2 separate regions of the Homo sapiens genome follow, and region 2 is linked to region 1. A link is an interaction called in ENCODE POLR2A ChIA-PET data of the cell type or tissue named here. Cell type or tissue: GM12878. All regions are shown on one strand.

Region 1 (2,500 bases):
GTCCCCAGTGACAGGTGGGGAGACATGGAGTAAGGACCCTGCTCCACGTTGCATCACCAGTCTAGCTGGGGTGGCACAGGCCAGCATCCTGCAGCAGGTAAGGGTGCCCCACCACAGAAAACCATCCTGTGACTCTAATGTTCCCCTGAGCAAGAATGACTGGCACAGCCATTGATCTCACAGGTGTCATTGCTCAGTAGGCGCCACACAAAACAGCTGAGTTAATTCAGAGGGCGTTAACGATGGGTGGTCCACAGATAAGTCAGTGGTCTGAAGTGTGGCCACGTGCTGGTGAGACAGGACTCAACCGTCCCCGTCCCCTCATTCAGGATCTGGCGCAGGAGAGGGGATTGGGGAGGCCCTGCAGGCCTCAGGCCCCCTCCCCCGAGGAAGACCCTCCAACCGCACAGGTGCAACAGCACCAGCCTGAAGGGAGCTGAGGAGGGCACAGGTGTGCCGTGTGGGGAGGCTCAGGGCCAGCTTTGCTAGGAGGACTTCCGGGCAGGGAATGGGACAGTGAGGCCCAGGGAGGGTGTTCGGGGCACAGGGACCCACAGGTGGCTGGACAGTAAGGTGAGGAGGGAGGGCTGAGTTGATCCTGTACCATCAGGAATTCTCATGGAGGTCTGACCTGCTCTCTGTGAATCCAGTTAAAATCCATTTCCTCCTGCATGGGGCTCTGCAGGGCTGTTTTCCCGGGAGGCTGGATGAGCACCAGTGGGTTGAAGTTCAGGCATCCTCAGACCCTCTTCCCTCTTCCCATCCATCTCCCCCTCCTGCCTCCTGTCCCCCTTCCACCTCCCTTTCTCCCCTTCCCACCCCAACAGCCGAGTTTCCTGGCGTGAGGAGCCCTGTGTGATGGGAAGTTCCTTGGAAAATAAAAGAGGAGTGTGTTAAACTCCAGCACCTAGCGGGCAGCCTCGGCCCCGCTTCCAGGTGCAGCTGGAGGGACAGCTGGCTGGAGCTGATGAGAACCTGGGCAGACCCAGACACCAGCTTTCGAAATGTCAGATTCTGATAGGGCCAGCCCTGGTGCTGCCACCTCAGAATGCAGGATCAAATGCTGAGAGATCCTGGTGGAACAGAAGACGGGCTGTCAGCGGGAGGCTGGCAGCTTTTCTCTCCCGGTGGCTGTGAGGGGCTCCTGGGCTTTAGGGGCTCAGGAATGGCTGGGGTGGGGGCAGCATTCCCCAGCCCTGTGTTCTACTTGGATAGAAAGTAAACGATGAAAGGCCCCTTCTAAGTCAATCCACCACTGTCTTACTGAGTGTCACCAGCCCAGTCCCACCACTCAGTGCCAGACCTGGTGCCCAAGCCGGCCACGCATTTCCTCCCCGAACCCCTCCGCAGCCCTCCGGATGTGGTGCTGCACCTTGTGAGAGGAGGAAACCAGGCTCTCAGCCTGGGCTAGGTGACAGCCAGCGTCACACGGCCAGCACATGACAGGGCTGGGATTCCTGTGTCAGTCTGCCGGCTGCTAACCCTGGGTGCTCAACGTCCGGGCCTCCTCCCTGGTGGTCCTCTGTGCTCAGCCTTCAGGTTGGGGCGGGGGGAGGGGATAGTGAACGGCGGGAAGGGACAAAGCCCAGACACGATTTCTGCACTTGGAGCTCATGCTCTGCAGATGTCCAGATGGAGACTGACCTGAGGTTGGCACTGGGCATGAGGGAAGGAAGCAGCTTCTTCTTCAAGGGTCTCTCCTATTACATTGTATCCTCTCTTGACTCCATGCAAAGGATGCCGGGTGCGTCCTAGAGCGTTGCCATGGTTACTGAAGAGGCCTACGGGCTCATCCCAGCCAGGCTGGGCACTTGTCTTTACGCCTGCCTGATGCGGCACGAGCGCCTGCTGGGCAGGGTCACGGCCCAGGAATGAGGTCATGTAGATAAAGGAGCGGTGCAGATGTCGGGAGAGGTGTGCCAGGCTTCCCAAAGCCTGTCCTCACCAGGCAGCGCACCCGTGGACCCTCGTCCATGCACCAAGACATCCCCGTCGTCAGATGGAAAGCATTCTGCCAGGGCACGTGGTTATTTTTATTCGTGTTCAGTTCCGACTTGTTAACACCGTAATCCTTTCCTTATGTCGCTGCCTTCACCACCCTGAGAGCACAGGCTAGATTGAGGCTCTGTGTGGCAAGAAATGATGTGCATCAGAAGCCGGCAGGCAGCCACACGGGCCCACCGAGGTCGACCCTGGCAGTGAAGCCCATAACTGGCTGCGCGGGGGTGTGTGCGGCGGAAGGGGCAGGGCATGGGCCGGGTGAGAAGAAGGTGCGCCAGTGCAGGGCTGCCCCAGGCTTTTCCAGCAGGTACCAGGAGCTGGATGGGGAGGATGGCGCCTGAGACATTTCTGGTGGCTCATCTCGCTTAGACAGGCAGTCGCGGACGGACGCGAATACGTGTTAGTCTTTCCCAAGCACTGGAACATGGAAACCCCATTTGCCCTGGGAGCCTTGCTGCATTTGGGCCAGAGAGTGTTTACAAATGGCCTTCCCCACGCA
Region 2 (2,500 bases), 280 kb before region 1:
AGCAGATTTCTCTTCCTGTCTGTGAGCATGACTTTGGATGGAGGCTTGGTGGCCCGCCATTTAGTGCTGAGAGTGAGTGAGGTGTGTCAGCAGACTGGGGGGGCAGACTCCCCACTGCCCCAACCCCCAACCCCTTCTTCCCAAGTCAGATGCAGGCAGCTTTGAGCTGGTCACTGCCACGTGGGGGGAACCACGAGTAGGCACCGCCAGTGTAACTCTACGGTGGCTGAGCAGGAGCGGGGCCTCCTGGGACTCAGCAGAACTTGCATTTGCCCCAGCATGTGGGGTGTGGGGCGTGGGCCTTGCCGAGGGCCTCGTTCTTTCTGCTTTGCTCGCTTGTTCCTTGCATGTTTTGGACGGAGGGGTCTGGTGCACGCAGGATGAGTGAAGCACATGGAAGGTGCGTGCAGCTCAGTGCATTTGCCTGGGCACACCCCACGGAGCCACTCCCCTGCGGAGACACAGGCCAATCCCCCAGCTCCCTGGTGCCCCTCCTCAGCCCCTCCCCCACACTGAGGGGACCTGTGTCACCACATGACGAGCCTCTCAACCCGTGTGGCGTCTGTGTGCACCTGCAGCATGCTGTGCATGCCGTCCCCTGATTGCGCATGTCCCGCCTCCTGCTGACCGGCGTGTGTGCTGCTTCCAGCTAGGCGTAAGGTGGTACATCTGCACATGCGTGATCCTCTCCATGTCTGCCGGACACACCGACACCTCTCTGTGGGGCCCGGGGCGAGCAGGGGTCCATCTCATGGGTTCCCAGCCCATCCTCCAGAGGCACCAAGCAATGGACGCTGGCCTGGGTCCCATCTGCACTTGCCAGTGCCCGTCCCGTCAGCAGCAGCGCCCTGCTGCGGTGATGCGTGGAGTTGCAACAGCCCTGGTTCTGGAAGGGAAGCACCTCCCTCGTTCTCCCTTGACACCAGCTCCCGTGGAGGCAGAGGGGAAGGGAAGGCCAAAGCGGCGTCCTCCCCACTTGGCCGCCCTGCCCTGCACCCATGTGCAGGCACCTCCTTCAGCATTGTCAGAGTCTTGTGGACTCAAACCAAAAAACGTGACCTGCAACGGGGCCAGGTTCACAAAATGAGCCCCTGAGAGACAGTGGAGAGCGGCCACCATTCCAACTGACACAGTGGGAGCGGCGCCACTGGGTGCCAGAGCCCGGCCGTCCACGTGGGCTCAGGTCCCCACTCTGTCTCTTACCAGCCATGTCATCTTGGGCAAGTTGCTAAACAGCTCCTTGCCTCAATTTACCCACCCATGAACTGAGCGTCAGAATGCTGCCTCCTTCCTAGAACTGTGCAGATCTAGTTTACTAATAAGATGCTTACAAAAAAAGAAAAGAGAAGGAAATTACAGAGAAAGATCTGTAGAAGAACCTGCTGGGAACAGATTTTAAAGCATAGTGGAGAGAAACCCATCATTCCTGCAGCGACCAGAAAATCACGGAGGAGCCAGGCCAGCCGGCAGCAGCGTCAGCCTCCCTGCTGCAGCTCCTCTGCGTCCTGGGCCAGAGGATCCAACGGTACCACCAGGCAGGCTGCCGCGGGGCCTCAGGCTTCTGCTGGGACCCCCACGGGCCTCCAAATGAAGTCCCAGGCATGCAAATACCCAGGCATCCCCTGGTAATTACCCGTGGGAAGGAGCTTCCAGAAAGACACACAGGCTGGTCCTCAGGGCCTCCAGGCCCAGCCTTGTAGGTCAGGACACACAAACACCTCTCTGGGGACAGTCCCCAAATCTCCTCCTTCACTGGCTTCTTTCCCCAGTGTGGGCCCTGCCCATCCAGCCTCCGCTGGGCTCCTCTTGGGGCAGTCTGTCCGCCGTCACCCATCACAGGCCAGCACTCACCTGGGCCTCTCGGGACAGCCGGCGTCTGCCACACACCCCCTCAGCATGCAGCTGGGTGCTCTGCCCCTCCCACTGCCCTCAGAGCCTGCTGCCTACCCCAGCCCCTTAGCTCCTCCTTCCCCACCCACCCCACTGTGCAGGCCAGCCCACCGCATCCCCAGCCCTTCCTGGTCCCATCATCCAAGTGCTCTCCTCTGGCCAGCTGCTCACCCACCTTCTGCAGCCATCCGGCTGGTCCCCTGCCCCCACCTCCAGCTGGGACTGGGCAGGTGCACAGCTGTGTCTGGTGATGGCGCCAATGTGAGGCACCAGGCGTTTTAGTGGATTTTCTGCTTTCAATCCTAGCTTGTTTTCAACAAGCTCTTGTTGACTTTGCCTTTTAAAAGATTTTAATCACATCTTAAGTTCCTGACTTCAAACTGTACTTGGTACCCCTACAACCATGTTCTTTTTCACTTTCAGTACAGTATCCAACAAATTACAGGAGCTATTTCACACTTCGTTATACAATATGGTGGCTCACGCCTGTAATCCTGACACTTTGGGAGGCCGAGGCCAGCGGATCATTTGAGATCAGGAGTTCGAGACCAGCCTGGCCAACATGGTGAAACCCCATCTCTACCAAAAATACAAAAACTAGCCAGGCATG

Evidence for each region. ChIA-PET counts read pairs that join two places held together with the same protein. Peaks named below come from ENCODE experiments on the same cell type or tissue, not always from the same donor. Only the 100,000 strongest peaks of a DNase experiment are listed, where the experiment ranks them.
Region 2: POLR2A ChIA-PET joins it to region 1 with 5 read pairs; 4 of 35 experiments call an interaction of 5 or more read pairs at or near these places.

The regions. Positions count from the first base shown.
Region 1 is chr20:62,116,756-62,119,255 of GRCh38, reverse strand. All of the region lies in intron 1 of LOC105372706 (a long non-coding RNA gene), which reads left to right. Among named protein-coding and RNA genes, the nearest start is that of LSM14B, 4.5 kb to the left of the region's middle. In GM12878, no CTCF peak of the experiment used is centred here; a DNase peak (open chromatin) is centred at 1,359.
Region 2 is chr20:62,399,748-62,402,247 of GRCh38, reverse strand. All of the region lies in intron 1 of CABLES2 (Cdk5 and Abl enzyme substrate 2), which reads left to right. LOC105372709 (a long non-coding RNA gene) reads left to right here. Exons shown (of 2, transcript XR_936967.3): 2 at 1-16. Among named protein-coding and RNA genes, the nearest start is that of CABLES2, 6.3 kb to the left of the region's middle. In GM12878, no CTCF peak of the experiment used is centred here; no DNase peak of the experiment used is centred here.